Regions from separate parts of the Homo sapiens genome. Here regions 2 and 3 are each linked to region 1. A link is a loop called in an ENCODE intact Hi-C map of the cell type or tissue named here. Cell type or tissue: MCF 10A. All regions are shown on one strand.

The links. A loop is a pair of places that touch in the nucleus more often than their neighbours do. Peaks named below come from ENCODE experiments on the same cell type or tissue, not always from the same donor. Only the 100,000 strongest peaks of a DNase experiment are listed, where the experiment ranks them.
Region 2: a loop joins it to region 1, with 11 times the contacts of the local background. A loop is called at or near these places in 4 of 110 quality-filtered maps.
Region 3: a loop joins it to region 1, with 7 times the contacts of the local background. A loop is called at or near these places in 2 of 110 quality-filtered maps.

Annotation. Positions count from the first base shown.
Region 1 is chrX:134,714,983-134,722,982 of GRCh38, forward strand. It overlaps a transcript of PLAC1 not described here. Among named protein-coding and RNA genes, the nearest start is that of PLAC1, 61 kb to the left of the region's middle. In MCF 10A, no CTCF peak of the experiment used is centred here; a DNase peak (open chromatin) is centred at 3,529.
Region 2 is chrX:134,508,360-134,516,359 of GRCh38, forward strand. No RefSeq gene overlaps it. Among named protein-coding and RNA genes, the nearest start is that of MIR450B, 28 kb to the right of the region's middle. In MCF 10A, no CTCF peak of the experiment used is centred here; a DNase peak (open chromatin) is centred at 4,362.
Region 3 is chrX:134,599,676-134,607,675 of GRCh38, forward strand. It overlaps PLAC1 (placenta enriched 1), which reads right to left. Exons shown (of 3, transcript NM_021796.4): 2 at 2,376-2,447. It also overlaps the pseudogene RPL21P133. Among named protein-coding and RNA genes, the nearest start is that of LINC00629, 54 kb to the left of the region's middle. RefSeq lists an enhancer at 4,281-5,480. In MCF 10A, a CTCF peak has its summit at 4,475; DNase peaks (open chromatin) are centred at 4,506, 4,826 and 5,456.

The DNA of each region.
Region 1 (8,000 bases):
AGGAAGAGAATGAGGTATCCCATCCCCCTCTCTCCACAATCCTCGTCTTTGATCATCACACCCCTCTGTATATATTGATAACACAGATCAGTTGCTAAGCACTTGGCACACTTTATGGCATTTAATCCTCACAACAATGCAGTGAGGTAGGTGTTATCCTCATTTGACAGAAGGTTATACTGAGACTCAGAAAAGCTAAGCAACTTGCCCAAAGTCAAACAGTTATAAGTAGCAGAGCTGAGATTTGAAACTCCCACTCAGGCTTGTCTGACTCCAAAGCCCACTCTAAACCACCACTCTAGTGCCTACCCAAAGCCCAGGGGCCCTTTGCCACCAGTCTCTACTTGCTTCTGATTTGGGGTTGGGTTGGTTTTTAAGAAAAGTAGAGCTGGCGTTAAACACTGACAAACCAGTGGCCACGTGCACTTGGAAGGGTCCTTCAAATCTTCAAATCCTGCCCACGGCCCCCCACCCCCCTAACACACTGAGTTCTGAAACCGTTCTACCTTGGGCTACTGCTATTCAAACCGAGCAGAGAGCATTACTGAGATGCTGGGATTTGTTTTAACCTTGTTTGTCAATTAACAGAAAGACTGACCTAGAAGACCAGGGACTTCATTTGTGTCCTTGGATCTGTAGCTCTTTCATAAGCTATTTGTTTCCCTCTCCTGGGGCCCTCTGCTCTTGTCTGCCTTGAATGGACTAATTAATTACAGAGAAGCCCGGCATTTTGAAATGCTAGAAGAATTAAGCTAGAGGCTGTTGGCAGATGTTTACCTGTTAGTGTCTTAGATACCTGAGTGACACTAGGTTCCACTAAGAGGAAGAAGACCTGAAGAACTTTGTGGCTGAGACTGGGGTGTGTGTGTTACGGAGGGGTGTCCCTGGAGGTGGGAGAAGGCCCAGTGGGGCAGGAAAGTTGCAGACATAAAACACAAACTTCCCTGCCTCAGTTTTGCCAGGAGATGGCTGAGTGCACAGCTCACTCTGACACTGCCCCAAAGGCCGGCCAGAGTGGCCATGCACATGCTGGTCCTCTGGGCAGCAGCAGGCCCAGCTGGGTAAACAGAAGTGCAGGAGCAAAACAAGCCAATCAATCACAGCACAGCTCCAGCCTACCCCAGTCCCCTCCTCCCCTTTCCTTTCCAGCTCCCCCGGGTCTCTCTAGCAAGCAAGTGGGCCCAGGTGGCCTTTGATCTGTCTCCTTTGCTCTTTACAAGGGGGAAATGTATCTATAGGAAGAGTGAGCTCAGCCCCACCTGTGACCCACCCCTAGGGTTCCTTGCGGGGAGCCACGAGCTTCACACATTCAGCTGCTAATGGCAAAAAAGACAGGCAGACCTGGGATGCTTGAAAAACTTAATGTTGGCTTATGGTAGGAGGGCCTGGGGTGGTTGACCTTCAAGGGTTACAGAGATCAGTAGGGCATGTTATCCTTCTCAAGCACTGGAGCATGGGCTATAGCCTATGCTAAGCATACAGAGCCCTGTCAGGGTTGAGCTGAAACTTTGCCATTGCCCTTTTGCCTTGTGGCTTGAGTTTTCCATATACTCCCTGTGTTTAGGCGTGGAGCTCCCACATTTTTGAGATCCCTCATCCTGCTAGCAAATGGATGTATTATCCAGTGTCAAGTCACTGATTCCCAGAGGGCCTTCTTCCAGAGGCCCACACAGTGTCATGTTCCACTGGGCGAAGATCTTCTGACTGCTGTATCCCCAGGGCCTAGAACCATGCTAACACAGAATTTGTGCCGATTAAATACTTGTTGAGTGAATGAATGAACTGGCATAGCGTAACGGTTAAGAGGTTAGTCTCTGGAGTCAAACAGACGGGAATTCCAGCCCAGTTCTGCCAATCTGACCTTGAGAAAGTTTACTTACCTTCCCTTGGCCTTGGTTCCTTGTCTGTAAAATGAGAATAATAGTACATAACAAGACTATTGTGGGAATTAAAAGAGATAATGCATGTAATGCACTTACCCAGTGCCTCACCCATAATAAATCCTCAGTAAAATGATAGCAATTTTCATTATCTTGTATACCAACTCCAAGCAACTGGCCCAGGCTGCTGGGAGTGCTGATCTGAGGATTCTGTGGTCTAAACCTGACTCAGTGAAAAAGAGTACTTACTCTAAGGCCTTCTATGGGTAAAGATGGTAGAAATAGGAAGGCATTTGCTGGGTACATGTGCGTGCTGGGTACGTGTGCGTTCTGGGTAGATGGCCAAACTGAAACCATTTGAAATAGTCTTCAGGGAGAAGTACATTGCGCACATATGACAAGTAGCTTTTTTCTTGAGACAGAGTCTTGCTCTGTCACCCAGGCTGGAGGGCAGTGGTGCAATCTCGGCTCACTGCAATGTCTGCCTGGGTTCAAGGGATTCTCCTGCCTCTGCTTCCAGAGTAGCTGGAATTATAGGTGCGTGCCAAAAATTACCCCTGCTAATTTTTGTCTTTTCAGTAGAGACAGGTTTTCACCATGTTGGCCAGGGTGGTTTACAACCTCCTGACCTCAAGCGATCCGCCTGCCTCAGCCTCCCAAAGTGCTGGGATTACAGGCTTGAGACACCGCACCCAGCCAGACAAGTAGCTTTTATCAGCCACACATGTGGGGGTGAGGAAAGAACTTTGCCTTCAGTGGGGACTGTCCCCCAGAGTGAGGCCTGTCTCCTAAAATTCTAGAGCCATTCATTAGCCCATTACTTGCCTAAGGGTTGGAAATAGCATTCTGATTTTTCGTCAAAAAGGCCCCAGTCTGAGTCTGTTGTCAACAAAGAGGCAGGCCCCAATGAGCAGTCACTCACCTAGTCCTTAGTGGAGTCTTTGCTCTGTAAGCAGAATAGCTGCCTCACCATGTGCTTGAATTTGTCAAATGTCACACACTCTATTTCAAACATGTGAGATTTGACATCATGTGAGCAATATTGCACTCATTTCCAACCCTATTTGAACTTCAAAGGGCATGTCAGCCACACTGGCCCTACCTAAATGTGTGACACTTTTGATCAACTGGTACCTGATGGCCAAGAAGACTTAGAGGCCCATGTGTAATCAGAAGTGGAGCCCAGAAAGGGAATTTTGATTAAAGGTAAATGAACTCAAGTCTTGGAAAGTTTGAGTTAAACTGGAAACACAAAGCACATGAGGTCAGAGCAAGTCTTAAATTCTCTATCTGAAAACACTCCAATGACATCACCTTGCATCTGGGAGTGTCCTTGGGGTCTGGAGAAGTGTAAGCCAGAAAGCCTCCCTGGAGAAAAAAAATTCCCCAGAATCTCTCCAGAGACTTAGCTCCTAATAAAGCTGTGGAGTGGGCTGTAAGGCATACTGTGAGGGTGGGGTGTCACCTTTTTTTTCCCACTGCCTGATCCTGCTTCACTAAATAACAAATTTGCCCATGGGCATTACTTGAAAAGTACGTAAAGATCACCCTGCTCTCCAGAAGTACCTCCTTCTTGGACTTCAGTGAGTCACCGTTTTTACAGCTTTGGGGCTTGACATTCCTCACGTTCAGGGAATTTGGACAGGATAACTTAGGGAGGCCTTAGCAAACAAGAACACGTGGCTCAAGCAAGTGGATGCCATCTGGCCAGTTAGTAAGGCTTGCAGGCAAGGGACACCCAACAGGAAACCAATTATGAAAGTAGTCTCAGGGCCTGCAGCCCCGCCTGGAGGGAAGAGATCTTAGAGATATCCTAGGGCCTGGCTACTTGAGGCCACCAGGGCCTGGATATAGCAGCAGAAAGGGGAGATTTGAGGGCAAAGGAGACAAATGTTTATATTTTGCCTGGAGCCATCCTGGGCAGTCCTCTTCTCATAGTCCCCCTTCTCTAGCAGAAGGAGGGGAGACAGTTGAAAGATTGCCCTCTTCCTTTTCCATGCTCACCTCCCTTTCTTGCCAAATGCAGGAGGTTCAAAAGGGGCCTGTGAATAATTGTGTGGGACAGGCTGCTGACTGGCTGCTGACTGATAAAGAATTTGTGATAGTAATTTTCTAAATAGAGGAAATTTCACCCAAACCCTTTTCACCTCACACCTGGGCAAAAAATATTCAGAATAGGCAAATACATAGAGACAGGAAGCAGATTAGTGGTTGCCAGGGGGAGGGGAGAATGACGGCTTAGTGTGTGTGGGGTTTCCTTTTGTCATGCTGAAAATGTCTTGAAACTACATAGTGGTAAGTATTGCACAACACTGTGAACATAACAAATGTCACTGAGTTGTACACTCTGAAATTGTTGAAATGGCGAATTTTATGTTATCTGTATTTTATCACACAAACACAAAAATCCTCAACAAAATACTACTAAACTGAATCCAACAACAAATAAAATGAATTACGCACAATGACCAAATAAAATTTTTCCTAGGGATGCAAGGTTGGTTCAACATAAGAAAATCAGTCAATGTAGTATGCTGCATTAATGGAACAAAAACTACCTGTTAATCTCCATAGATGCAGAACAAGTGTTTGACAAAATTCAATATTCCTTCATGATAAAAGCACTCAGTAGGCCAGGCGAGGTGTAATCCCAGCACTTTGGGAGGCCTGTAATCCCAGCACTTTGGGAGGCCGAGGCGGGTGGATCACTTGAGGTCAGGAGTTTGAGACCAGCCTGGCCAACATGGCGAAACCCCATCTCTACTAAAAATAAAAAAATTAGCTGGGCGTGGTGATGGGAGCCTGTAATCCCAGCTACTCGGGAGGCTGAGGTGGGAGAATTGCTTGAACCTGGGAGGTGGAGGTTGCAGTGAGCTGAGATCATGCCACTGCCCTCCAGCCTGCATGACAGAGCAAGACTCCGTTTCAATGAAAAACAAACAAACAAACAAAAAACACTCAATAAACAAGAACTAGAAAGTAACTTTTAATCTGGTAAAGAACATCTATGAAAAACCCACAACTAACATCAAATTTAATGGTATAAAACTGTAAGATTTCCCCCTAAGATCAAAAACAATACAAGAATGTCCACTCTTACCACTTCTATTCAATATTATACTGGAAGTTCTAGCTGGGCTAAATAGGCAAGAGAAAAAAATTAAAGACATCCAGATTGGAAAGGAAGAAGTAAAAAATATCTCTATTTGCAGGTGGCACAACCTTAGTTAGAAAATCCTAAAGAATCCACAAAAAACTATTAGAGCTAATAATCAAGTTCAGCAAGGTTGCAGGATGCCAGAAAACACAACAATCAATTCTATGACTAAGCACTAACAATGGACAACTTGAAAATCAAATTAAGAAAACAATTCTATTTGCAATAAAATAATAAACTAATTAGAAATAAATTTAACAAATGAAGTGCAAAACTTGTACACTGAAAACTATAAAACACCATTGACAGAGAATAAAGAAGGCCTTAGTAAATGGAATGACATTTCTTGTTCATGGATTAGAAGACTTAATATTGCTAAGATGGCAGTACTCCCCCAATTGTTCTACGGATTCAGTGTAATCTCTAATAAAATCTCAGCTGGCTTTTTTTTTTTTTGGCAGAAATTGACATGTTGATCTTAAAATGTACACAGTAATGCAACAGACCCAGAGCTAAAAGTGTAACAACTAAAACTAAAACTCAGAAGAAAACATAAGTGTAAATCTTCCTGACCTTGGATTAGGTAAGAAATTCTTAGGATGATAGGACAACAAACACGCAAGTGACAAAGGAAAAAAAAGAGAGATAAATTGGACTATATGAAAATGAAACACTTTTATTTCTAGAGCACAGTGTCATAATCATAGCTTAATGCAGCCTTGACCTCCCGGGCTCAAGCCATCCTTCCACTTCAGCCACTTTAGTAGCTGGGACCACAGGAGTGTGCCACCACACCCAGCTGAATTTTTTTTATTTTTTGTAGAGATGGGCTCTCACTATGTTGCCCAAGCTGTTCTCAAACTCCTGGGCTCAAGTGATCCTCCTGCCTCAGCATCTCGAAGTGTTAGGATTACAGGCATAGGCCACTGTGCCTTCCTAGCATGAAGCACTTTTGTACTGCAAATTAAACCACCCAGAAAGTGAAAAGGCAACATGCAGAATGGGAGAAAATATTTGCAAGTCATATATCTGATAATGGACTTGTATCTAGAGTATCTAGAATTCTCACAACTAAACGATAAAAAGACAAATAACCTAATTAAAAATGGGCAAAGAATCTGAAGAGTCATTTCTCCAAAGAAGATATACAAATGGCCAATAAGTACACGAAAAGATGCTCAACATCATTAGCCATTAAGGAAAGGCATATCAAAACCACAAAGAGATACCTAGTGAAGACATCTATTAGGATGGCTATAATCAAAAAGACAGGCTGGGCATGGTGGCTCACGCCTATAATCCCAGCACTTTGGGAGGCTACAGCAGGAGGATCACTTGAGGCCAGGAGTTTGAGGCCAGCTTGGGCAACATAGAATGACCCCACCTCTGAAAAAAAAATTAAAAAATTAGCCAGTATGGTGGCACACACCTTGTAGTCCCAGCTACTCGGGAGGCTGAGGATTGCTTGAGCCTAGGATTTTGAGGCTACAGTGAGCTATGATCGCTGCCACTGCACTCCAGCCTTGGAAATAGAGTGAGAACTTGTCTCTTAAAAAAAAGACAGGCCGGGCATGGTGGATCACACCTGTAATCCCAGCACTTTGGGAGGCCAAGGCGGGTGGATCACAAGGTCAGAAGTTCAAGATGAGCTTGGCCAAGATGATGAAACCCCGTCTCTACTAAAAATACAAAAATTAGCCAGGCATGGTGGCATGCGCCTGTAATCCCAGCTACTCGGGAGGCTGAGGCAGGAGAATTGCTTGAACCTGGGAGGCAGAGGTTGCAGTGAGCCGAGATCATGCCACTGCACTCCAGCCTGGGTGACACAGCAAGACTCCGTCTCAAAAAAAATAAAAATAAAAATAAAAAAAGGCAGATAATAACAGGAAGTGTTGGCAAGGGTGTGGAAGAATTGGAACGCTCATACATTGCTGGTGAGAATGTAAAGTGGTGCAGCTACTTTGAGAATGTCTGGCATTTCCTCAAAAATTTATAAACATAAATTCCCATATGACCCAGTAAGAGAAACGAAAACATGTGCCCACCGAAAACCTTGTAAATCAATGTGTTCTTTTTATTATTTTAGAGATGAGATCTCTCTGTGTTACCCAGGCTGGGCTTGAACTCCTGGGCTCAAGTGACCCTCCTGCCTCAGTCTCCTGAGTAGCTGGGACTACAGGCACATGTCATTGCACTCGGCATAAATGAATGTCTATAGCATTGCTATTCACAGATAGCCAAAAGATGGAAACAACTCAGATGTCCATCAGCTGACAAATGGATAAAGAAAATTTGGTATATCCATACAATGGAATATTATTCAGGTATAAAAAGGAATGAAGCACTGATTCATGCTACAATGTGGATAAACCTTGAAAACATTCAGCAAAGTGAAATAAGCCAGACACAAAAGGCCACATATTACACGATTCCACTTACATGAAATGACCAGAATGGGCAAATCCAGAGGCCGAAAGATTAATGTTTGCCAGGAGTTGGGGCGAGGAGGAAATGGGGAGTGACTGCTAACATGTAATGAGTTTCTCTTTGGGGATGATGAAAATATTCTGGAATTGAATAGTAGTGATGGTTTTACAACTTTCTAAATATACTAAAACCACTTAATCATATAGTTTAAAGGTGTGCATTCTATGGTATATGAATTATATCTCAATAAAAAACGAAAAAGTTATTTTTGCAGGGAGATAACTGATTTTTGGTTTATAGCCCAGATGTTTATGGAATTACATGACAGTGCTATTATAAAACTTTTAAATTTTCTTCTTCTTACTTATGTAAACAAGTTTATTCAGCCCTTAAATATATTAAAAAATTAGAAATAGAATTGATGCTGAAAGGTGAGAGCATACAGTCCAAGCTACTCAGGAGGCTAAGGCAGGAGGACTGTTTGAGTCCAGGAGTTTGAGTCCAGCCTGGGCAACATAATGAGACTTTGTCTCAAA
Region 2 (8,000 bases), 210 kb before region 1:
ACTGGGCAACATGGTGAAAACCCGTGTCTACCAAAAAAAAAAAAAAAAAAAAAATTAGCCAAGTGTGGTGGTACATGCCAGTAGCCCTAGCTACTCAGGAGACTGAGGTGGGAGGATTACCTGAGCCCAGGAGATCAGGCCTGCAGTGAGCTGTGATTGTGCCATTTTACTCCAGCCTGGGTGACAGAGTAAGACCCTGTCTCAAAAATAATAGTAATAGGCTGGGCGCGGTGGCTCAAGCCTGTAATCCCAACACTTTGGGAGGCCAAGGCGGGCGATCAATTGAGGTCAGGAACTCAAGAACAGCCTTGCCAAAATGGTGAAACTCCGTCTCTACTAAAAATACAAAAATGAGCCGGGTGTGGTGGCGCATGCCTGCATTCCCAGCTACTCAGGAGGCTGAGGCAGGAGAATCGCTTGAACTCGGGAGGCAGAGGTTGCAGTGAGCCGAGATTGCACCACTGCACTCCAGCCTGGGTGACAGAGTGAGACTCCATCTTAATAATAATAAAATAATAAAAATTTTAAAAAGTTATGGATCTGGATGGAGGGAAATGGAATGTATAAAAGAAGTAAACATACACAAGAAGATACAAATACAGAATAAAAGTAAAATGCAACCATCATCCCACTACCCCGATACCAGGGTATCCGTTTTTACATCTTTTCTTTCATTCTTTCTGTCTTTATATAATTGTATAAATGCTGCATAAACCTCCTCTTGCCTGCTGCCTCCTCAAAGACCTCCCTCCCTCCTTCACTGCCCTTCTGCTCCTGGAGAGCCACCCTCTCTCCATTTATCCTTCCTATCAGCTTCAGGTTCTTACCATGTTAACAAAAAGAAAATCTTATAAGCCTGTCACTCTCTACATACGCCGCACCTCCTTTCATTCATAGCCTTTAAAACATATATATAGCAGTTATTGTGGTTATTTTTCTGTTCACAAAATAAAAAAACACTCTTTCTAGAAAACTGGAATATAGAGGCAAGCTTTTTTTTTTTTTCAGACGGAGTTTCGTTCTGTCGCCCAGGCTGGAGTGCAGTAACGAAATTACAGCTTACTGTAACCTCTGCCTCCTGGGTTCAAGATATTCTCTTGCCTCAGCCTCCTGAGTAGCTGGGATTATAGGTGCCTGCCACCACACCCGGCTAATTTTTGTATTTTTAGTGGAAATGGGGTTTCGCCATGTTGGTCAGGCTGGTCTCGAACTCCTGACCTTGTGATCTGCCCATCTCGGCCTTCCAAAGTGCTGGGATTACAGGTGTGAGCCACTGCACCCTGCCGAGGCAAGATTTTTTTTTTTTTTTTTAAGAAAACCCAGTTATTCCATTACCCAATGAAACTCTAAACATGTTGATGTACATCCTTCCAAAATTTCTTTTTATGACAACATGCTTTTTATTTTTAATTATTTTTATTTTATTTTAAGGTCCGGGGTACATGTGAAGGATGTGCAGGTTTGTTACATAGGTAAACGTGTGCCTTGGTGGTTTGCTGCACCTGTCAACCCATCACCTACGTATTAAGCCCCACATGCATTAGCTATTGATCCTGATGCTCTCTCTCCCTGCTGGCTCCCCAGCAGGCCCCGGTGTGTGTTGTTCCCCTCCCTGTTTATGAGAACACTTTCTTGACATAAAGATTTCATTTATTCCCATGGAATTCTAAAGGCTTTTCATACTTGTGAAGGAATAATAGTTTAGAAATAAACTGAACTTTAAAAGATACCATTTTGAAAAATAATATACAGCCATCAAAAATTATATTTATGGGAACTATGCAATAATATTAAACTCTATCATCTGTTGACTGCCTCCTATATTCCAGAAACTTTACATACACCAATTCTAATCCTTACAAGAACGCTGTGTAGGCTTTAGCATTAGATGGACCAGGTTTCACCAACTGTATGGTCTTGGATAAGTACCCAACCTCCTGTCCCTAAGTTTCCTCACCTGTGAAAACACGGTTTCTACCAGCTTTCAAATAAGATGATCAATATAAGGCACTTGGAACAGAACCTGACACATCATAAGCACTCTATAAATGTCTATTATCACCAAATAATTCCAGGTGCCTTGAAAATTTAAATGAAAAACAAAATCAAACCATGACAATACTAGAAGCAAATTTAGGTGAACACTTTTCTAATCCGGGGGTGGGCGGGGGCTGGGGGGAGGCAGGGAGAAGACCTTTTTTTTTTCTTTTTGAGATGGAGTCTTGCTCTGTCCCCAAGCTGGAGTGCAGAGGCGTGATCTCAGCTCACTGCAACCTCTGCCTCCTGGATTCAAGTGATTCTCCTGCCTCAGCCTCCCGAGTAGCTGGGACTATACAGGTGCACACCACCACGGCCAGCTAATTTTTGTATTTTTAGTAGAGATGGGGTTTACACCCTGTTAGCCAGGATGGTCTCAATTTCTTGACCTCGTGATCCCATCCGCGTTGGCCTTCCAAAGTGCTGGGATTACCAGCATGAGCCACCGTGCCCGGCTGGGAGAAGACCTTTCTAAGCATGATACCAAAGGCAGAGACAATAAAGGCAAAGAATTGACAGAATTCACTATCCGATAAAAATCACTTCTGTGGCCGGGCGCGGTGGCTCACACCTGTAATCCCAGCACTGGGAAGCCGAGGTGGGCGGATTGCTTGAGGCCAGGAGTTCAAGACCAGCCTGGCCAACATGGCAAACCTCCTGTCTCTACTAAAAATACAAAAAATTAGCTAGGCATGGTGGCATGCCTGTAGTCCCAGCTACTCAGGAAGCTGAGGCATGAGAATCACTTGAACCTGGGAGGTAGAGGTTGCAGTGAGCCAAGATCATGCCACTGCACTCCAACCTGGGTGACAAAGTGAGACTCTGTCTCAAAAAAAATAACAATTAAAATAAAATCACTTCTGAATGGTGGAAAGCACCACAAAGTTAGAGGTCAAGCAATAATTTGGAGAAAAGAATTAGTAATTTGTTGGACAGACAAAAGACTTTTTTAATATAACAAAAACTTTAAAAATTAAAAAAATACACATTCGAGGACATTTTCCTAAAAACACAGGCAAAGGACATAAACAGCAAAGCAAGAAGACAGCTTGATGTGGCCATTTTATCCAGGGGGACATTTTGGTGAGCCCTATGGACACAGCTGCCATGATGCCAACAATGTGACAGCTGTCCCCTTCAAAATGCGTTAGCCCCAGCTCTTCCTCTCCCCCAACCTCCAGTCCAAAGGACTTGCACTTTCTACTTTACTCCTTTCTGCATTGTTTAATTTTCTTTTACAAATATGTTACTTGTCATCAGAAAAAATAAAGAAATAAATAAACTGTTAGAGTGTTAGCCCCTTAAAGGGGAGCAAGAATCACCTTTCTAAAAGAAAGTTTATGTTAAATATAATATTAGCATATGTGAATCCTGAGAGAAAAGTTAACAGTTTAGTTGAGTTATTTCCTCTGTAGTCTGGAGCTAAAAATAGGGAATCTTATTCTGTCCTAAATCTTTTCCTTCCTCCACCCAGTGTCTGTCTGGATCGAATTCATTCATTCACTCAGTAGGCACTCACTCAGCCAGGCATGGTGCTAGGCCTCAGGACCTCGCTGTGAACCAGAAACTGTCCCTACCCCCATGGTGCAGGCATTCTGCTTGGGAGTTGGAGGAGGAACAGGTAAAAAATAATTAAATATTCAGGTTAACGATATATTGTCAGGTTTGAGGATTGAGGAAAGGGCGCAGAGAGTGGCAAGGGCTGCTGTTTTAGATACAGTGGCCAGGAGGCCTCCGATGAGGTGACCTTTGAGGAGAGACATGCAGGAGATGAGGGGACAGTGAAGAGGATTTCTAAGAACACTCCAGGCAGACAGAACAGCGACAGCCAAGGCCCTGAAGTGGGTAGGGGCCTGGTGTGTGTGAGGAACCTCAGGATTGCCATCATGGCTGGAGCAGAGACATGAAGCAAGAAGGCCATGGAGATGAGGGCAGGGAGATCCCGGAGTGGGGAGATCAGATGGGGCTCTGTGTATCATGCAAAGGACTTTGCATTCTGTTCCAAGAGCTGGGAAGGTTGACATAATTAGGAAAAAAGCCCAGAAAAGCAGAGGTATCCATTTTTCATGGTAAAGATGATAATTTCAATTAAAACACGATTCCTGGATATATGTAATTTGTAGGCCAAATGGTGCCCAATCCCTACCTCCCTCACCCCCTCACTTCCCTATCCCTAAAACCTGTACCTCAACTCCCGTTCGTAAGTGATGGGAGTTAGGAATAGAGAAATCTCCCGGTTGGGTTTTCTGAGCAAAGAGGTAACATAGCAGCTCTGTTATTTCTTTCACGTCTCCAAGGGAACCATGACTCACCCTTAGCTATCCCCCGGGAATGTGGCCCTCAGAGTGTTCTTTTACTGATTCGTGATTTTGTTATGTACACCTGGAGTGATGGAACATACCATACCAGCTTGTCAGGGTTGCTTTGTGCAAAGATCGATGACGTGTGTGAACCCGGATCCATGCTTGGGGTCCTGAGTTTCAGGTGCCATGGCCAGTTGCTAGCAGGTTGTATGTGTGTGACCAGCCCCTATGTGAGTCTCTCAGACCCTGAAACTCCAAACAGGCTTCCCTGGGCAGAGACATTCTGTCCATGCTCTGTGGCTTGCTGCTCGAGAGGGATAGATCACATCCTGTGTGGCTTCTTCTTAAATGAAGAAGGACATTGGAAGCCTGTGCTGGGCTTCTCTGGACCCCCCGATGTATATGTATGTATATTAAAGAGAGACCAGGGTCTCACTCTGTTGGCCAGGCTGGTCTTGAACTGCTAGCCTCAAGAAATCCTCCCGCTTTGGCCTCCCAAAGTGCTGGGATTACAGGCATGAGTCACCATGCCTGATGTATATATTTTTCCAGCTCCCTTCTTTTCTGTATCATTTGCTATTACTACCTCTTAGCTATTAGTATAAACTGATCTTGAGTTGTGTAAATCTTTCTGGTGATTCACTGTGATGGGATGATTGTGTCCTCTCAAAATTCCTATGTTGGAGTCCTGACCCATGGTACCTCAGAAAGTGACTGTATTTGAAGATAGGTCTTTAAAGAGGTCATTGTAAATTAATTAATAAGGTCATTAGGGTGGACTCTAATCCGATATGACTGGTATCCTTATAAGAAAAGGAAATTAGCACACAGACACACAATCAGAGGGAGAAGACAGCCAGTCATCTACAAGCCGAGGAGACAGACCTCAGAAGAAACCAACCCTGCCTGCACCTTGATCTTGGACTTCTAGTCGCCAGAACTGTGAGAAAACAAATCTCATGTTTAAGCCAGAACCTAGCACGTGGTACTTGTTAAGGCATCCCTAGAAAACTAATACACTCACTGAATGAGGCAGGTAGCTGTTTCTTTTATTTTTTGAGACAGAGTCTCACTTTGTCTCCAAGGCCAGAGTGCAGTGGAGCGATCACAGCTCACTGCAGCCCCTGCCTTCCAGGCTCAAGCCATCCTCCCACCTCAGCTTCTCAAGTAGCTGGGACTACAGGCATGCACCACCACGCCCAGCTAATTTTTGTATTTTTTTTTTTTTTTTGTAGAGACGGGGTTCACCGTGTTGCCTAGGCTGGTCTCAAACCCCTGAGCTCAAGCAATCTGCCCTCCTTGGCCTCCCAAAGTGTTGGATTTACAGGCGTGAGCCACTGTGCCTGGATATGGTAACTTTTTCATATGCTATTTGCTTGATGATTATTTTTCTGTTTCTGATATAATGCTTTTTATTAGAGAGTTATCTGTTTGTTTTTATTTTTTAATGTTTGAATTTAAAAAATTAGTATAATTTGCATAATTGAAAAATTATATTTGAATAATTGAAATATATTTGTATAACCTTAAATTTAAAAACTATGATAGCGTATACAGTGAAATTTTCCTCTCATCCCTTTTTTCCATTTAACCAGTGCACTTCCCAACAGCCAACAGATAATTTTAGTTTCCTCACTCCCTGAGCTATTTTATGTATATGCAAGTAGATATGTACATACATATTTCTGCCTTGTAACACAAATAGTAGCATACTATACAACTGCTCTGCTTCTTCCTTTTTTTAGCTAAGAATATTAAAAGAGTGAAAAAGATGTACGCTAACAAAAATCAAAAGAAAACTAGAGTGACATTATAAGAACTGATGATGTAGATTTCAGAGCAATGATTACTGCTAGGAAAAAAGGGTCATTTTACATTGATCAAAGAGGTCAACTCATCAGGAAGACATAATAATCCTAAACACTTATGTACTTAACAGAGCATCAAAATACATGAAGCATAAATGAAAGAACCGTGGGAGAAAGTAGACAAATTAATGACTGTAGTTGAAGATTTCAGTATCCCTCTATGAAAATCAGGGTAGTACAAGTACACAGAAAATTGGTAAAGATATATGACTTGAACAACATTATCAACCAAATTGACCTCATTTACATTTGTGGAATGTTCCAACTAAGAACGTCAGAAAACATACTCTTTTCAAGTGCACATGGAACATTTACCAAGATAGACAATATTTTGGGTCACCGCAAGTCTCAACACATTGAAAGGATTCAGATCATATAAAGTATGCTCCATGACCATGATGGAATTGAATTAGAAACCAATAATGTATCTCTGGAAAATACACAAATATTTGGAAATTAATATGCCTTCTAAAAAATTTATGCATCAAGAAGAAATCAAAAGGGATATTTGAAAGTACTATGAACTGATGGCCAGGCATGGTGGCTCACGCCTGTAATCCCAGCACTTTGGGAGGCCGAGAAAGATGGATGAAGTCAGGAGTTCAAGACCAGCCTGGGCAACATGGCAGAACCCCGTCTCTACTAAAAATACAAAAAATTAGCCGGGCGTGGTGGTGGGCGCCTGTAATCCCAGCTACTCAGGAGGCTGAGGCATGAGAATCGCTTGAAGCTGGGAGGTGGAGGTTGCAGTGAGCCAAGATCACGCCACTGCACTCCAGCCTGGGCAACAAGAGTGAAACTCGGACAAAGAAAGAAAGAAAAGAAAGAGAGAGAGAAGGAAGGAAGGAAGGAAGGAAGGAAGGAAGGAGGGAGGGAGGGAAGGAGGGAAGGAAGGAAGGAAGGAAAGAAGGAAGGAGGGAGGGAGGGAAACAAAAAAGAAAAAGAAAGAGAAAAAGGGAGGAAAGAAAGAAAAGAAAGAAAGAAAAAGAAAGAAAGAAAAGAAAGAAACTAACTCACCATTTAGTAACCATAGTAGTAATAACTGATTTGGGCAAGAGTCATCAATGGGTGAAAGCTTGATGAGGAATAGGATACTTATATACCCCCAAACAAAGCCACAAATTATTAATAACAAAGGGGAAAGTAGTAATTTTACAATGGCAAGACACCACTGTAAACGGATAATGAAAGAACATCAACAATAATGGGAAAAAAATGATGCAATTTACCTCCTGCTATGCTGCTCTGAGAACAAGCATAATTTCTGTGGTAGTCCTCCAAAAATGCATAACCTGAGTCTGTTCGTGGGGAGGCATCAGATAAACCCAAATTGAGGGACATTGTACAAAACAACTGGCCTATATGCATCAAAAATGCCAATGTCACAAAGTCTGGGGAACTCTCCCCAGTTCAGGAGACAATTAAATGTAATGTGTGATCCTGGACTGTGAAAAAAGTAACTATAAAGGATGGTATTGAAACAGTTGTCAAGATTGGAGTATAGTAGTAACAAATCAAGGCTAAATTTTCTTATTGTACTGTCGTGTGTAAAAGAATGTCTTTGTTAGAAAATACACACTGAAATATCCACAGGTGAAGGAGAACAATAGCTCCAATTTACAAATGCTTCTGAAAAAATATATATATACACACACACATACAGAGAGAAGGCAAGTGATAAAGCAAGTGGGGCAAGTTTTTTTAAACTGGTGAATCTGGGTAAAGGATATTCAGGAATTCTTTGTACTATTGTTGCAACATTTCTGTAAGTTTGAAATTTAAAGTTTAAAAA
Region 3 (8,000 bases), 120 kb before region 1:
ATCTAGGGGAGGGAGAGTTGTACATGTTATGTCTCAATCTTTTCAGACTTCCTAAGTTTTTCTATCTTTTGAGCATTTGCATTTTTCATGTTTGAATCAGAAAAGCCTCCATTTTGGCTGACTCTAGCCCTTCACTCTGGGGAGTAGAATGGGCAGGTAGCCATTAGTACACAGGAAGGGAGGGATTTGTGGTATCTTAAAGCCATTGGATTTTATTTATTTCCAGTTTGCTCAACATTTGTTCCACAGATCTGGAAAGTTTAAAAAGGGGTGGGGATGGAGAGAAAAGGATGAAAATTAACTAGGCCTAGAGAAAAGGATAAACATATTTTCCTTTCAATATCAAACTAAGGCTCAGAGCATTATTATTATTATTATTATTGAAATAATAATAGGCTGGAGTGCAGTGGCATGATCACAGCTCACTGCAGCCTTGAACTCCTGGGCTCAAGCGATCTTCCTGCCTCAGCCTCCTGAGTAGCTCGGACTACAGGCATATACCACCATGTCTGACTTATTTTTCACATTTTTTTCTTTGTTGAAATGGGGTCTTCCTATGTTGCCCAGGCTGGTCTGGAACTTCTGACCTCAAGCAATCCTCCCACCTCAGCCTCCAGAGTAGCTGGGACTACATGTGCATGTCACCAGACCTGGCTAATTTTTTAAATTTTTTGTATAATGAGGTTTTGCCACGTTGCCCAGGCTGGTCTTGAACACCTAGGCTTAAGTGAGCCACCCACCTTGGCCTCCCAAAGTGGTGGGATTACAGGCATGAGCCACTGTACCCCACCCCTCAGAGCATTTAAATCTGAAATGGCTTCTGGGCTTTATTTAATTTTTCTAAAAACTGACCACTGCCGTAACCATCCACATGTCATCTGAAGAGTTGACACTGAGTTCAAGAGTTTGAGGCTACAGTGAGCTATGATCAGCCCACCGCACTCTAGCATGGGCAACAGAGTGAGACCCGATCTCATTTTTTTTTTTTTTAAGGATGAAGATTTGACACTAGTTGGAGAAATGGTTCTACATCTCATTACTAGGATTTTATGAATGTCAGCCCTCTAGCATAAGTAGTAGTTACTTCTTTCAAATTAAAAAAATTTGGATTTTAAAGTAAGATAAGCTCATTACAAAAATAAGAAAATGAAAATGACTCATAATCCCACAACGTAGGGATAATTATAGCTTTGTGGTTTGTTGTTTAGGGACATGGTCACCCAGGCTGGAGCACGGTGGTGCAATCACAGCTCACTGCAGCCTCAAACTTCAAAGGATCCTCACATCTCAGCCTGCTGAGTAGGTAGGACCACAGGCATGTGCCACCATGGCTGGCTAATCATTGTTAATATTTCTATTATTTCTTTCTAGTCATTTTTTTTCTTCACACACACACACACACACACACACACACACAAACACACTTGGGATTTCACTGTATGTTTGTGTATCCTCCTTTCCCCCACTTAAGTTAGACCATGAGCATTTACTCATGTCATTAAATATTCTTCTAAACATGATTTTAAATAATTACATTGCATTTCATAGTATAAATGTTACTGCATAGGATTTCATAGTATGGACAACTTAAGTTTTTTCCACTTTTTCTCTATTTTAAATATTGCCACAATGAATTTCCATGTATTTGTATTTTTTTGTGCATCTCTATTTCCTTTTAGGATAAATCCTTAGAAGGAGAATTACTGGGTGAAAGGATAAGAACATTGTTAAGGCTTTCGAGCATTTTGCCAAGTTGCCCTGTGGGAGAGTTGTACCAATTTGCATTCCTATTAGTGTTTGAGAATGCCTGACTCACTGCATTAACACAGAATATTTTACCATCATATATACATGACACTCTTTTGGATCATTTCAATTCAAATGGCATTTAGTGAGCACCTACTATATGTAGTGTACTGTGCTAGGCATTAGACTCTCTCCTGTTATACAGCATAAGTGCTAGAGGCATAACACATGTACAAAGATGGTTAAAAATGCAAATGAAATATAACAACACATAAATCTCTATGGCCAGGGCTGACATCATTCAGCCTTTAAATGGCTACTCATTGAGTAAAGACACTATGCTAGCTAATTTAAAAATTAATTTAGATCTTGTAAGCACTTAAAAAACCAGAATGCATTAATATGAATCTTGCAAACAATAGAGGTTCCATTGTGATCACTTACACTCTATTTCCTGGTATAAATTAGAGTAGGAATGGAGAGGAATATTACAAATCCACATCTTTAAAAAAATCAACAATCACAACTCATTTGGGTAAAAGGACAATTTCTGCTTTTGTCAGTTCCCTTTAGAAAGTTAACCTGTTGGTTATCAGAGAAGGGGGACACTGAACACACAGAAAACTAACCTTCTTCTGGCAGCTGGGGATAATTTGTCAGTTTCCTTTGAAATGTGGCTTTGTGCTCACTGGTGAAGGCAGCTGGAACAGAAAAAGCATGACAGACAAAAGCTGAAATCCACATGAAGAAAGGTCTTTTTCCCAAAAACTACTGCCTGAGTTAGCAACGGTCAGAACAGAAAGTACATGCGTATCTTCCCAGCAACAAGCATATCTGGTACTAGAGAAGGCCCCCTATGTGACAGGAGGCATTTAGAATGGCTGTAGCCTTGAATAGGGCTGCTGGACAGCATTTGAGCAAACCTTCCCAACCCCATGAAAAATCACACCCTCAAATTAAATCCGTCTAAAACTGTGACTAAAGAAATGAAAGTATTATGTTTTTCAATCAGTCCAAAGCATTTACTATTCTGAAAAAGAAGACCTACTTACTATATAGTGGATGATGGTGCAAGAAGTAGAGGTTTCAGTATATGATTTTCAGTTAAAAAGTAACCAATAGAATAACTAAAAATAATGCTATCAAACTGGAAACAACTGAAATGGTCTGCAACTGGTGAATGGATAAGCTGTGGTACATCCATGCAGTGGAGTACTATTCAGCAATACAAAAGAATGAACAACACATACATGAATCTCAAAATAGTTATACTGAGTGAAAGAAGTCAGTATCAAAGGGTTATATAGTATATGATTCAATTTCTGGGCATTCTGGAAAAGACAAAATTGTAGCAACAAAACAGATCAGTGTAGGGGGTAAAGGGAGAAGCCAATTACAAAGGGCAGCATGAGGGGATTTGGGGGGTAATGGAACTGTTCTATATCATGATTGTGGTGGCAGTTACATGACTTTATGTATTTGCCTAAACTCATAGAGCTGTACACCAAAAAAGTAAATTTTTAAAATAGCATGCTATTTTAAAAAGTGAATTTTTAAAAATCTCATAAAATATTGCTATCAACCATGGGGAGGCAGAAGAAAGAGAGGCAGTTGGGAGTAATGTTAAGTGAGCTAAATCTTCCATTTTTATAACAGGAGTTAATAGATAATGTCCAAAATGGATAAATCAAGAATGGGAACAGAGTAATATTTAGAGATTCAGAAGTAACTATCAGATGAATTGCCAACAGAATCTGTTAAAAAATGGTTGCCTCTGAGGAGTGGGACTGGGGATGGGGAGGAGTGGGGCAGAGAACTGTTGTTTTTTATTATCAGCTCTCTGTATTTTATATATATATATATATATATATATATATATATATATATATATATTTTTTTTTTTTTTTTTTTTTTTTTTTTTTTTTTTCTTTTTTGAGACAGAGTCTTGCTCTGTCACCCAGGCTGGAGTGCAGTGGCATGATCTCCACTCACTGCAAGCTCCACCTCCCAGGTTCACGCCATTCTCCTGCCTCAGCCTCCCGAGTAGCTGGGACTACAGGTGCCCGCCACCACGCCTGGGTATTTTGTATTTTTAGTAGAGATGGGGTTTCACCGTGTTAGCCAGGATGGTCTCGATCCCCTGACCTCGTGATCCACCCGCCTCAGCCTCCCAAAGTGCTGGGATTACAGGTGTGAGCAACCGCACCCAGCTGCCTATTTGATATTTTTAAACCATGCTCATGTATTACTTGATTTAAAAATAAATGTAGTGGAAAATGCACTGGACTGGGAATCCAGAAACCTGATCTCTAACCCTAATTCTGCACTAATTGATCAAATCCCTTCCCCTTTCTGGACCTTGGTTTCTACATCTGTATGATAAAGGGGTTGGACTATACGATGTTTAAGGTCCCTTTCATACCTAAAGAAAATTATAAAATTAGATTACTTACATATCCACAATTCTTTGTTAAATGCCAAGCTATGAAACATGCATTTTTATTTTTAAAGCCGTAAGAGACTAACTCATCAAATTCAACTGTCTCTTTTCAACTGCTGAAGAAACCAAGACACAGATTCACTAAAAGATTCACTTGGAATGACAGTTAATTGGCAACAGAGCTAGGACTAGAGCTCAGGGCTCCTCATGGCTCTTTCTGTTGCACCACACAGCTTCTCCTAGGCCTAATGGAATCAGTCCTGGGCACCAGGGCTGACAAAAATTCCCTTGGACAACACCAGGGGTGTAATTCACATGCTGAAATGGTTTCATTGGCCTGGGAGATGAGTCAGAATTTTGGAAGTGGTCCCTGACATAAGCATGTATGATGCAATACCATAGGCATTCCAAAGTTGATCAAGGCTATGTTAAAATTCCAATTTTAGGATTCCATTCCCTAATAATTGTCCAATAAGCTGCCCTTGGCAGCTACTGCCAGCCTACTGACTTCCCCTTTTGTGTGACAGGAATCCCACTACTCAGAAATATCACCATTCACATTCTGATGTAAAACAATGGGCTCATCCGTTTTTTCTCATCAGCCTTTCATCTCTAGGGCCTCTCAGCTTGTGGCATGATTCACTGAAATACATCAAACATGACAGAAGATGCAAGCATTTGGAAACTTACATCAGCCATCATCAAATTAAAAAGGTATCTTGATATGATTTAGCAATCATCCTTGGAAGAGAGTTGAAACAGACCCCTGACTTTGACCACACCATCTTCCTAGGGAAGACCTTCCATGTTGACCAGTAAGCAAGCTAAAAGTATGTGTTTTGCCAACCATTTCCTCCCCCTTTGCTGGGGCCTGCAGGCTCACTTGCCCCTCATCGCACAAGGTCTGGGGTTTACAGAATAAGGACACCATTATGCAGGGCTATCATTCTTCCTTAGTGGAAACAACACTGCCCTTTGTAAGCTCCCAGCTAACTTCAAAGGGTGTGGCTATCTTTCTGTGCTCCAAGGGAAGCCTCCTCGGGAAACATTGCTCACAGTGCCTTTCCAGTTCTAGAATCTTCTTGAGCTGATAGTCAGAGCAGGCATTTTCAGGCAGCACCCCCACCCCTGCACCCCCCATTGGTGCTTTGTCTACTTTAGAGGCCAGATTGTGTTTTTTAAAACCTACTTGGAAAGCATTTGTTTGCCAACTTTTGTGCTCCCCTCCTATCAGTGCTCCCTCTCCAGCCTGGCTTTCTGCCCAGTTCTGAATCTTGCCTTACCTACTGCCTGGCGTTTACTTCACAACAGCTGGCCCAGGGATCTCAAGTACTTAGTCTCAGCTGCCAGCTTAGGGAAGGAGAGGCCCCTGTAGTTGAGCCTGTGACAAAGACAGCATTTGTTTCCACACCGGTATTTTCAATGTCAACAGCAGTGACAGGCTCCAAAGGGGATCATACCCAGTCACTGCCCACTTGGTGAGAACTCCACAAGCTCAGGGATGTCCATTCATCCAGCTTCAGCTCTCCCCGCAATGCTATGAGATGACTAGAGACCACTAATAAGATTCCCATTTTTATTTGCCCATGGGGAAAGGAGACAAATGGCTGGAGACTGGGGGACTCGTCTAAAGGAATTAATGATCATTTTGTTCACAAGAAGAATCAGGATAGCTGAGTCTGACAAATGTTGGTTTCTGTGATTTATCCATTTGTGTAGCTAAAAAGTGCTATCAGCTGGCTTGCTCATCATTGAGTGACCTGAAGTGATGGATGATGGAGAGGAGGTTGCTGTGAGGGTAGAGGTGGCTCAGTACCCTGCAGGAGCAATGCAAAGAGAGACTGTGCCCAAGACCATCTCCCCGGGGGGGATGGGTGGCATTCCTGCCTTCCTTCCACCAACAAATGTTGACTGTGCCATGCACTGGGATGACAGAGATGACTCAGATGTGCCCTTGTCCTCAATGTGTTCATGGTTGGATGAGGAGAACACCAGTCTTACTCTAGTGACTGAAGGCTAAGACAAAGACTCCAGCCTCAAACTTGAGGAAGGAAGTTCATGTTTCTTCCTGGGTTGGCCAATAGAAAGTGGTATTTGTGGCCGGGCATGGTGGCTCACGCTTGTAATCCCAGCACTTTGGGAAGCCGAGGCGGGTGGATCACGAGGTCAAGAGATCAAGACCATCCTGGCCAATATGGTGAAACCCTGTCTCTACTAGAGATACAAAAAAATTAGCTGGGTGTGGTGGCATGCACCTGTAGTCCCAGCTACTCAGGAGGCTGAGGCAGGAGAATCGCTTGATCCTGGGAGGCGGAGGCTGCAGTGAGCCAAAATCGCACCACTGCACTCCAGCCCGGGTGACAGAGTGAGACTCCATCTCAAAAAAAAAAAAAAGTTGTATTTGTGTAGTTTTTCTAACTGTAGTGATGTGCGTGTGCTGAATTACTCACTTGGATTCTCCTCCTTGAGAGTAGGGTTCATTTTGTCACTAATCTGGCTAGATTGCTTATCATAATGCTTAAAAATATAGCTTTAAACATACAAGTGGCCAATAAACATGTGAAAAAAACACTCAACATCACTAATCAGAGAAACACAAATTAAAACCACAATGAGATACCATCTTACACCAGTCAGAATGGCTATAATTAAAAAGAAAAATAGATGTTGGTGAGGATGTGGAGAAAAGGGAATGCTTATGTACTGTTGGTTAGAATGTAAATTAGCACAACTTAAGGAAAACAGTAGGGATAGTTCTGAAAGAACAAAAAATAGAAATGTCATTTGATCCATTCTCAAAGAACTAAAATTAGAAATATCATTCGATCCAGGAGTCCCACTACTGGGTATCTACCTACAGGGAAATAAATCATTATATGACAAAGATACTTGCACTCATGTTTATCACTGCACTATTCACAATAGCAAAGATAATGGAACCAACCTAAGCGTCCATCAGTGGTGGATTGGATAAAGAAAATATGGTAGCTATACATCATGGAACACTACCCAGCCATAAAAAAGAATGAAATCATGTGTTTTGCAGAAAATTGCCTATTGTGTACAATGTTCACTATTCGAGTGATGAGTACATCAAAAGCCCAAACTCCACCATGGTACAATATATGCATGTAGGAAGTCTGCACTTGTACCCTCTACATCTGTACAAAATATTTTAAAATATAGCTTCAAGATGTAATTAAAGTCACATATCAGCTGATTTTGAGTTAATAAAAAAGACAGATGATCACTTTTGGCCAGAACCACCATCTTCTAGTATTTTGCCAAAATAATGAACACAAAGGGAAAGAGAAGAGGCACCCAATACGTGTTCTCTAGGCCTTTTAGAGAACGTGGGTTCATTCCTTTGGCCACATACCTGTGAATCTACAAGAAAGGTGATATTGTAGACATCAAGGGAATGGGCACTGTTCAGAAAGGAATACCCCACAAATGTTTTCATGGCAAAACTGGAAGAGCCTACATTGTTACCCAGTGTGCTGTTGGCATTATTTTAAAAACACAAGGTTAAGATTCTTGCCAAGAGAATTAATGTGCATATTGAGCATATTAAGCACTTTATTAAGAGCCAAAAAATAGCATCCTGAATTGCATGAAGGAAACTGTTCAGAGAAAAAGGAAGCCAAAGAGAAAGGTACCTGGGTTCAACTGAAGCACCAGCCCGCTCCACCCAGAGAAGCACACTGTGCAAGAACCAGTGGGAAGGAGCCGGAGCTGCTGGAACCTACTCCGCATGAATTCATGGCATAATAGGTATATATGTAAAAAAAAAAAAAAGGCCTCTGGACTGTAA